2 separate regions of the Mus musculus genome follow, and region 2 is linked to region 1. A link is a contact called in ENCODE Hi-C or POLR2A ChIA-PET data. All regions are on one chromosome and are shown on one strand. Each heading gives the region's core, a stretch centred on a gene start or an enhancer-like site at or near the end of the contact. The rest is flanking DNA. Distances are from core to core; before and after follow the strand shown.

The links. Hi-C counts contacts between places; a loop is a spot of excess contacts on that map. ChIA-PET counts read pairs that join two places held with the same protein, here RNA polymerase II (POLR2A).
Region 2: a loop to region 1 is called in a map of Patski, with 1.9 times the contacts of the local background. The contact joins the enhancer-like site here to the promoter of Selenof in region 1. A Hi-C loop is called at or near these places in 1 of 37 maps with a recorded cell type or tissue (Patski). POLR2A ChIA-PET finds 5 or more read pairs at or near these places in 2 of 5 experiments (Patski and embryonic stem cell).

What each region holds. Positions count from the first base shown.
Region 1 is chr3:144,568,391-144,573,754 of GRCm38, forward strand. It overlaps Selenof (selenoprotein F), which reads left to right and starts at 2,037. Exons shown (of 5, transcript NM_053102.2): 1 at 2,037-2,409. The coding sequence starts at 2,335. It overlaps Hs2st1 (heparan sulfate 2-O-sulfotransferase 1), which reads right to left and starts at 1,826. Exons shown (of 7, transcript NM_011828.4): 1 at 1,344-1,826. The coding sequence starts at 1,467.
Region 2 is chr3:144,662,893-144,668,256 of GRCm38, forward strand. No RefSeq gene overlaps it. Among named protein-coding and RNA genes, the nearest start is that of Sh3glb1, 55 kb to the right of the region's middle. Within about 2 kb of position 2,184, at least 1 of the 3 ENCODE cell types and tissues checked has a DNase peak (open chromatin) inside an H3K27ac peak, as active enhancers do.

The DNA of each region.
Region 1 (5,364 bases), core at 787-3,286:
AATATTTAAACTGAATAACTTTTAGCACATAAAACCTTTCTAAATCCAGTACATACATTCAGTAGTTCTTCAAATTTCACTCTAGAAAGGAGGACTGGACTGCAAGTACCTTTGGCTTCTCTTTCACACGGAGCTGGACATCAATCAAACGATTCTTGCTTTTATAACACTATTCTTTAAAATGTGTTCAAGGCTTCCTTAAAATCTACCAAAAACTTGGAAATATCTACTATATATAAAATTTAAATTCTTTTCTGGTACTTCTTTTCTTGAAAATTAATCCGCACCCCCAAGCTGCATCTAGCTGTTCCTCAAGGTAACTTTAAATCGTGTTTAAGAAACAGGCAAGGTCAAAGTGTATGCAAAAGCTGTTTCCCATATTCAAATTACATTCTCTGAGCTGATTTTCAAGTGTCACATACATTTTTAAATCAAAACGCGTCAATGATTAAGTCCCTGTCTCCAGAGCACTTCCAAATACCAAAGTTCTCCACTATCCGGAAGCACCCGACTATCCGCGCTTTCGACTGCTGTTGCACAAGTTCGCACTCCAATTTTGTGTTTCAAGCACCCTTTTCCATTCGGGCACTGAGAGAGACGCTTTAAGAGACCCATATGGTTCACTCTCCCCACTCTTTTCCTTTCACAAGGTAAACCCTGCAATTCCAAACCCTCAACGTTCCCCTCTTGTACATGCAATCAGCCTAAACTTACGACCCCACTCTGAAGCCCAAATCAACCAGTTTAGCGTCACTCATAAAGAACTTCAGTCCCCCAGATGTCTCCTTTTCGTGCCATCATCGGCTCCGCTGTCCCACACCGCCAGCCTACCAAAGCTGTCAGTTCTAAGGTCCCTTACTGCCCTAGGCTCAGGCATGCCTGCCACTCACTACGGTGAGCCGCTTTCACTCCCCATCATTCCCGGAGTCTCCTTCCATTTCTACCCATCTCCCCGCGACGAATCTCCCCACGACCACCATCCCCAAAGGATCCTGTGCCCAGGTGCCCCTAATTCAAATTCCAGTCCCCATCTCTGCACATGACTGGGGCTTTGCAGAACGATTTGGAAGAGAAGAGAGAGGGAGCGTTTGTGTCCTCCAGCAGCACCAGCTCCAGGCAGACCTGGGTCCCCTCTCTCAGTGAAGGGCCGACGGGGCAGCCCTCTGGCCAGAGACCTCGCGCGTGCAGCTCATCAGCCCAGCTTCCCTCCCCGGTGGCGGGAGCTCGACGTGCCCGGGTCCCAGCTCTCGAGGTTCTCCGAGGCCCCCTGAGGAAGCCCACTTGCTATAGCCGGCAATGCCCACCCGCCAGCCCGGCCCCGGCGCACCGCTCGGCTGCCTCACCTAGCTTCGCCCGGGACTCCTCCAGCTTCTGGATCTGGTTCTCCAAGAAGAGCATCGCCACCGCGAAGGCCACCACCGCCAGCAGCTGCAACTTGGGCGGCATCATAATCCTGAGGAGCCCCATGAAACCCGCCGCTCGCGATCAAGACATACCGCGGGGGGCGGGGAGCGGGGCCCCGAGGGCGACCGAAGCGCCGGGAGGAGACCCCGACCCGGGAGCTGCGCGGACTGCCGCGCCGCAGCGACCCCCTCCTCCTCTCCGGTCTCCCGCCCGCGGGAGCCAGCGCCGGCCGCCTGGTGCACGCTTCTCCCCGGCCCACTCGACGGCCCTGGCGCCCTCCTGCCGCTGCCGCTGCCGCTGCCCCCTGGCTTCGGGACCCCACGGCCGCACGCCCTCTTCCCTCGCTTCCTCCCTTCCCTCCCTCGGTCGCTCGCGGCCGCGCGCTCCTCCGGTGGCGATGCGGCTGCGGCTGCGCCGCCCTCGGCCCGCCCCCTCCCCTCCCCCTCGGCCACCACGCGCACGCCTTGACGCACGCTGCCCGGCAACCAGAGGCTCCACCCCCATCCTCCGGTACAGTGGTGTTCATTGGTCCGAAGAGAGGCCGCTTCTCGCCCTTTCGGTTCGATTTACGGTTGGGTTCCTTGTCACGGGACTCAAGCAAGGCGTTGTCCGATTGGGTAAACTTGGAGGAGGCGGGGCTACTGATGGCCGAGCTGGGGCTTCGTGGATAGCCGATTGAATGTCGTGAATAAGAAGCCCCGGTGTGGGGAGTTTAGGAAAATGCCTAATTTGAATCTCTAAAAGAACCTGAGGACTGTTTAACAATCGATCACTTACAGGCTCCCATGGTCGCCTAACTAACACTCGTCTTTGTGGGATAATAGGCTTGTAGCAGTGGCCTTTCGCGGCGGGTTTCGCGTCAGGCAGTGCAGTGGACGTCCCCGGCACAGGGGTCCTCAGACCCCTGAAGATTGACGGCAGACCGCAGGGATGGCGGCAGGGCAGGGTGGGTGGCTGCGGCCCGCTCTGGGGCTGCGCTTGCTGCTGGCGACTGCGTTTCAAGCGGTGAGTGTGGACCGCCTCTGGGGCTGCCTCAAGGCTGGTCGGAGAGCGCGGATGTGGAAGGGCAAACCCGGGGCCACGCTTGGGAGCCGCCCGTGGAACGGGCTGCCTTAGCGGCCGCTTCCATCCGGAATGAAACGTGGCAGAATTCCAGCCGGAGCTCTAGAGACGATGGTTTCCTCGCTTCAGGCAGCTAGGATCGGTTTTTCAGAGCACAGAGGGTACATAGTCAGTAATGCTTAGAAAGGAGGGACGTTTCTTTGAGTGAGACACAAGTGAATGAAACTACCGCTGCTTACAAACTCCCAAACCTTAAAGGGTTTTGGTCCAGACAAGCGGTTTTCCTCGTTAACCAGACGACACGGGTTCTAAATCTCTGAAAGGAGTTAACCTGGTTTTGACTTACTTAGCTACTCATGAAGCAACTGTATTTTTGGTAAATTCCTCTATGGGAGTTTTCCACCCATATTTACATGTCTTTGTACTTAGGATACTTAAGTGATTTGTCCAAGATTTTGGAAAGTTAAAATTATACCGTAGGTCTCTAAATACTCTGTTCTTCATAGGTCTTATAGTTCACAAACGTTGTCTCTGCTTTTCTTACTTTGTCCAAAGAGTGGATTCTTAGCGTCTTACATTGCAATACAATGTTGTTTTGAAACATCTGGTACTTCAGAAAACACTTAGGGAACATCCCTTTAAACTTTTATACTGGAAACATAAGTAAATTGTTGGCTTTTCCCTCCCATTGTAGTCGTTTGAATGTGTTACCACTACCAAAAGTAACAAAGGAGTAATGTTTTCAAACTATCTTCAAAATCTCAGTAGGCTATGGCTTTGTAAATACCTGCCCCCACCCCCTTGCCAATCAATGTTTTTAAACAATTTAACCATCCTTTATGTTAGTGAAGCAGTTCCCTCATGGATGCACTGTTTGAGCTAGTTGGTGAATTTAACTAAAAACCCAAAGCTACTGTAGTTCTAGTCAGTGCCATTAACAGGGACCGCTCAGTTCTGCTGCTAACTCATCTCCCAGTAAATGACTGACTTCTTTTTCACAGCCGTCTCAGGACAATACTCCAAAAGAGCAGAAGCCTCTTAAGACCTTGCCATGGAGATCACAGATTCCCTCCTGGGAGACAAGGCTAAAAACAGAAAGCCAGATCCTCCCACTGTGTAAATAGATCCAAACTCCATCACATTAGACTTGTCAGAGTAAGTCCCCAGACCACGCCACAGGTGAACAACTCTTCCCAACTCCACAGCCGAATGGGAAGAGTGACAGAATTGCATTGCAAAGAAATGTCAGTACATGCTAGGACTAGAGTAGGAAGAACTTATGGCTACCTGTATGCCATGGTGGTTGTCCACCCAATCTTAACTTCAAACTCAGATGTCTTGTTGACTCCTTCCTATGTACTGCATATACTGGCAATTACCTAGCCTTTCTTATTCTTACTTCCAAAATATACCTGAAAACCAGTTCAATACTATGAGACCTTTCTTCTTGAAAATAACAGCCCACTGGCTTTTCTTCGAATTGCCTCTTTCTGCATTGAGACTCTTACGTAAAAATTGCCTTTATCAACTTCCTTATTGCCCAAGCTAGACATGTGTTCTATGCACATTTGGGTTGAGTTTGGTTATTCAGGCCAGTATATTGGCTTGCCTATGATCCATTAACTGGCTTCCACATCTAATTCTTTCTCATTCTGCCCTTACCATCTAGAGCAACATCTCTGAAATCTAAAGCTGTTGTGCTTAAACACTCCCACTTGCTTTTAAGGTAGAGTTTGTCTTTAAAGTTGTCTACCAGGCTTATTTCCCGGTGTTTGCTTGTTCTACTGAGAGAACAAACAGGCTGGGTTGTGCAGGAGACACTTGCTCTAGTGAATTTCACTTACTTCGTTCTCTCAGAAGCTGTCTCTCCTACACCCATAAAAATGATTGTCGTCTAGTTACCATCTGAACCTCCTTCCATCATGTGGGTTCTAAGGATCAAACTCAGGTCCTTGGCTTGGCGACAAGCATCTTTACCCCCTGAGACATCTTGCCACCCCTCAGCCTTCAGTTTTCAGCTAAGAATTTATCTCCTCCAGGAAATCAGCATCAGTGGTGGTCAGTACCTGATCTCTCAGGTACCTTTCAATTGTCTATTGTTTCTTGAGACTTCCTTTTCCCAGTGTGCTGACTGGATCTCACCTTAGAGAAGTGCCTGCTTCTGGTTACCTTTTGTCTGTACTGACGTACATGGAGGGGAAGACAGTACCTTGTCATGTAAGTGGAATGTTTCCTGAGTGAACTGGGGCATCTACAAGCAAAGGTCGGATATCCTGGACAGATGGAGCCTACTTGTAAGTCATTATTGACCCTCAAGTCCAGTTAACTTCTACGGGTCTGTTACAAGTGGTCCCAACTGGAAGCATCATTGACAGTTGATGGTACTGAAGTGTTGAAATCCAGATGTTAGGTTCAACCTTAGTTGACACTCAGAAAACTTTCCTGGTAATTATTTGATTCTTGATACAAAGTTCTAGAATGAAACCTTTTTAGGGCAGGTGTCAACTTCATTCTGTTCTTTGTGAATGAGGACCACAAATAAGTACATACTATCTTAGAAAAATAAAATACAAATAAGACCATAGGTCATTAGTCAGAACTATATTATTTCATTTAAGTATTCTCCAAAACAGCTTCTATAATCTCTCTCTTTCTCTCTCTCCATGACACTGTGCTGTTTAGTTTTAAGTTTTAAAAAGAACATTAGGTAAATGTTTTCAAATTTTAACTTTTAATAACTATCATCTAAATCAAATTGATTTACCCCGATTCTTAATTTTCCATTTTTCTCTGTGATTACCCAGAATACAATGCTTAACTTCATCTACTTCCCAGACTTAAAAAGTGAGAGCCAGGCGTGGTGATGCCTCTTGAAATCCGAGCTGCTGTTTGTAATCA
Region 2 (5,364 bases), core at 934-3,433, 95 kb after region 1:
TTCTGCTACCCCAGGCCCAATTAGGGAAGTGGCCAGTGGCCACTTACTTGAAATCTCACATGGCTGGTTGGCTCTATCTCCTGCAGCTCCTACATCCATCCCATTCTTCTTCCACATGTCATGGCAATTCTGCCTCATTCTTTTCTGAGTCTTAACCCACACACCTCTAAGGGTCCGGCCCCATGTCCAACCATTGGCCGCTGGCATCTTTATTGATTGATCCATTTGGTACAAGGACCTTTAGCCTGTGGACAGATTCCCAATTGAATCAAAGCAGTTGAACCAATCTCCAACAGGGGTAGGCATCAACACCTGTATCAACACACCAATTATAGAGACAATAAATGGAGAAAAATCAAGATAGGGGGTGTTCACTGCGGCCACACTTCTGATTCTGCAAGATGGTATATATAGTTGTTCTTATTGCTGGAGGAGATGGTGTGCTTCTCAGGACCTGCCTACCCTTGCACCAGCTGGCAACTCTGCTTTCATAAATAGTTAACATCCTCTGAGGAGGGAGTCTGCAATGGCTGGCAGTGCTCTTCCTGGAATCCTATGTAACTGACCACAGGTTCCTGGCTTATCTGTCTTGTGCCTTTAGCCTTGAAGGAGGGAGGAGATAAGGCAAGGTAGACAGACACTCCTTGTGTGACTAACAAGCTGACTCAGACAGCAGAGATACCATAGTAGAACTGAAAGAGACCCTCAAGATGGAGACAGAGCTTCCAAACTTGAATCTCAGGAGCCTAAACTCTCAGGAGCCCAAACGATGATTCAACGCTCTTTCGTAGCAGCAGTTTCTAAATGCCCACTACAATGTGTTGCCTGACAAAACAGGAAGGTGTGTATCTAATTCACCCCAGATAAAGAACTCATGACAGACCCAAATACAGATACCAAAGTGCAACTGGTAAATCGGTGAGTTTTATTGGGGTTACTTAAAGGAATGTGGGTGAGAGGTTACTTACAGGAGCAGAAATGACTCAAAGACAGCAGCATCACCAAAGGCTCCCCTAGCATGAGTGACAGTTCATAAAACCCGGGAAACCTGGAGCTCATTGCCCAGCCTGCAGGCAGCTCAACAGGTTAGAGAGTGTTCTCTTCCGTTGACTCTGCACTAAACCTCTTCCAGGCAGCTGGTCTGCTCTCAGAGTATCTGCAGCTTTTCTCCTCCGAGAGATGTCTTAGCCACTCTGTTCCCCTAGGCTCAGAGGGACATGGCTTACCCAGGCAGGGAGGGGCTTAGTGAATCTGCTCAGTTTCAGGGACTTCCCTAAGCTATTTTGAGTTGTTTACTTTCCTGCTTAAGGAACTTTCCAGCAGGATGGGATGTTTCCATCGTGGGGAAAAAAAAAACATTTACAGAATACAATGCAAAAGAATCCACGCTTAATTCATCCATACAATTTCAATCCATCAAACAGATGTAAGGGAAGAAAGACACCAGGCTGCAGTGAAGGTGAGTGACTTATATAAGTTCATCACACCCAGGCTTAAAATCCCCTGTGCTCACTTTTGTAGCGTTCAACATGTGAGCGTGGCCCACGGACAGTCACACACAGAGCCTGAGCAAGAACTGACGTAGGGCATCACTCTGAGAAGAATCCACTGAAGTGCCTCCGCTGCAGAGATGCTAATGGTCCCGAGAAGTGTGTGCTCCTCTCAGGCACTAATGGCCTATTAGGACCCCACAGTTCTGGCACCTTCTTACCTTGTTAATGACTACGATTAGTTATCCACCATGGTCTGACCCTGAGAAAGCCTGTCCGATGTCCTGCCATATAAAACAGTCACTTTGCTGCGGGAGAAACCGTCTGTTTTTCCCTCTGAATTCATCACGGGGAGGTTGTTCTTTCTAATGGGTTTAGAATCTGAAGTTTCATAAAAGGCACCTTATCTCCCTGGCTTTCTCATACGTCTTCATCTGCTCTATTGACTCTCTCTGATGGAATATACCAGCAGGCGCGGCAAAGTGCTTTTTAATACTTCAGTAAACAGTTGAGAGAGAAACCTCATTACAGATAAAGTGAGAAGTGAGGTCCGACAGCCCATTTATCTTACTCAGGATGAAATAAGGGCTATTGTTCAATTAGGCTAAAGTACAATCTCTCATGTTTCCTTCCTAATGTCTTGTTTGGGAGCAGGGGTGGGGGAAGCGGGTGGCACGGTGAGTAAGCTTCTGAAATATTGCCCGGGAATGTGCAGCAGTATGTGACCTGGTGAGCCGGGCCACTGGGCTTGGCAGGGCAGCTGCTCCTGCAGAAGCTGCAGTGGATCCAGTTCTGCCACAGGAAGCCAGCCAGGCTTGAATCCCTCCGTAGGGGGTCCCTGGGAGAGAGCACGAGTTTTCAAGAGTGTGCCTGGGAAGGAAAATGGAAGGAGCCCGTGGTTGTCACTGGGAGACAAGTGTGGCTTTAAAAAGGGAATAGTTGGAAAGTCAATCTGGTCTACACCTAAAATAGATAACTTACATTTCTGCCTCGCTCCTTAGCCATTAATCATAGCAATGTTTTTGGTATTTTTTTAAATGGGGGAGAGAGGGGAGAGATGCTGGGTCAGGTATAGAGGCTAGGAAGAGGGGACAGAAGCGGGGCTCTCACTTGGCTCTTTCTTAGCCTGCTGGGCTGGTTTAGAAAATGTTTCAATGTTTCTCCTTAGATTCACATTTGTTTTCAAAGAATAGGCAAAACCCCATTTCTATTGTTAGACTGACTTTGGTGGAGGGCTAATATATTTGCTGGGAAGCACGGAGGTGGGGGCTGGGGGATGCTGTTGTGTTTTGTTTTGTTTTGTTTTGAATCAGATAAGATTTACCTTGAGATGTCTATCAGAAAGTTAAACAAAAACATCCACAAGAAAAGAAACTAAGGTCCTGAGTCATCGGAGGTCAGCCCTTCTGGGTTCAGACATGTGATATTTCAGACATGTGATATTTCAGACATGTGATATTTCAGACATGTGATATTTGTGCGCACAAAGGCTGATCTGTTAATCTTTGCACTGTGACTATAGCACTTTTAAAAACCTGTGTCTGCAGCCAGATGCTCTGACACTGAAACTGTGTCCCCGAAAACGTGTATTTGGATGGGAATGGAATATTGTTTATTCATCCTTCTCTTTACAGTGTGTGTGTGTGTGTGTGTGTGTGTGTGTGTGTGTGTGTGTGTTTACATGTGGAGGCCAGATGTAACAACCTTGGGCTTGTTACTCATAATAGCCGTCCTCCATGTGTTTTTGAGATAGGATCCCCCGCTCTCTTACTTGGACCTGCGCCTTATGGATTAGGCCAGGCAACTTGGCCAATGAGCCACACAGATCCTCCTTGTCCCTGTGTCCCCAGGGCTAGAATTATAAGCCTGTACCACACATGGCAGCTTTTCATGTGAGTTCTTGGGGTCAGCTTGGATCTTCATGAGAAGAACTGAGTTGATGATCTCAAGGGAATAGCTTAAAACTGAACTGGGTACCAGAGAGCTGGTAACACCCATCCAATTGAGGAGGGAGTCATAGGTTCCTAGGGACTCCACATGGGGTCTTCAGTGCAAATGGAATGCTGGCCCCTTGGAGGGAAAACAATGGCTTTCTATGAATCCCTGAGTTAATTTTAAGGGAATTAATTTCTAGAGTCTCAATTCTGACTGTGCCCTTTCCTAAAACTGGTATGATACATCAAGCGTATGGTTATCTGATTCTTCCCACTGTCTCTTAAATCCCCCTTGGTGAAGAACAATCTCTCTTCCACAAACTGTGGATTGCTCCAGGGCAGCAAACATAGAGGCAATTATAGTGTGCCTTGCAGGACCAATGCTATCAGAAGAATGGATGGGAGCCTCCCCTATGTCATTTCAAAGGTAAACTCTTAGCAAGGTCCAATGAGGACATGCCAGTGAGGTACCCATCCAACCATTTTTGAATTAGAATTGAAAAGCAAGACCATCATCTTCAGGATGGACATTCACACGCTCATCTGAATTGCAAAAAAAGAAGTCAGACTTCCCGACTGAAAATAAATCTGGTTTTGAGGATTGGTTTACAATGAGAAATGAATTTGCCAAGTATATAGTAGACATCCTGTATAAATTGAATATCTAATATATCTAATATATATATATATATAACATTTTTAAAAAATTCTGAGCCAATAGGACTATAAAATACATTGAAAATTAAACTTAGAAGGAACACTTTTAGATGTACGTGAAACATTCTGTATAGTGCACAAAGCTTAGTTCTAAAAGTAAATTAAAAGAATGTACAAAATAAAATTTGATAAAAAGTGTTCTAGGGTTTTTGTAAGAGAGTAAGCTAGGCTGAAACAACTTGAGGGAGGTTCCTGAAGTAGCAGGATTGAAGCTAGAATTAAAGAATAGGATTGATTTATCATCAGAAAAAAAAAACCCACCCAAACAAAAAAACAAAATAAAAACAAAAGGTGGAAAGAGGACACTGTCCAGTGTCAACAACATGTGCAAGAACTTTAAGGTTGTACCAGTGTTGTAACCTGGGGTGGCAGTGTGATTTCCAGCCTCATCTTGGGACAAGCAGAGATAACATGTCAAGGGCATTAACTTAGGCACCTATTGAAGCCTAGAGATAATTCTTTGTTCAGAAGCTGAGGGAGGGCCAATTGGACAGCTGAACGGGTGGTAAAGAGGCTTTAAAGAGAGGACTGTACCCCCAGGAAGGAATCTCTTGGTGGTTTTAAGTAGCATAAGTTGCTCCTCCTCTGAATCCTCATGAAAATATTTCCATCCTTAGTTATAGGATGTCTCCCATGCCACGACAACTCTTCATTTGTATGTCAGTCTCTTATAATCTATAAACTCTTCAAGAACTCTGGCTCTGCCTTATCCATCTTTGTAATTTCAGCCCCTAGCGCATCTTGCCTCGGAGTGACAAGATCTTAATAAAGTTTTGATTAATGATGAAGGGATGAACAAAAGAAATCTAAGAGGAAAACTGAGAGGGCTGGCAGGAGGAAAGAGCATCTTCTTAGGTGCCAGGGACGCTAGGTCGTCAAGCTTAGGAGTTCATGAAGCCAGCTCAATGGGATAGCGTCATCGCAGTGAGAAGATGGAGGGAGGGTGAATAAGAGTGACTGCAGTTACTGTGCACACGTGTGTATACACAGGTAAAGGTGTGTATACACAGGTAAAAACGTGTATTTGTATTAGTTCTGAATGAGAAGCGGACGTCTAACAAACACAGTGAAGCAAGTTTTGGAAACACCGGAGCCCATTTTGTTGCATGGTGGCAAGGCAAGCAAGGTCAATGGAGAGCTGCAGGACAGTGAGAAGCAAGAGTAAGAGAGACTTGATGTCTGATTGGCTAAAGCCACAGATCTCCATGACTCAGCACAGAAGA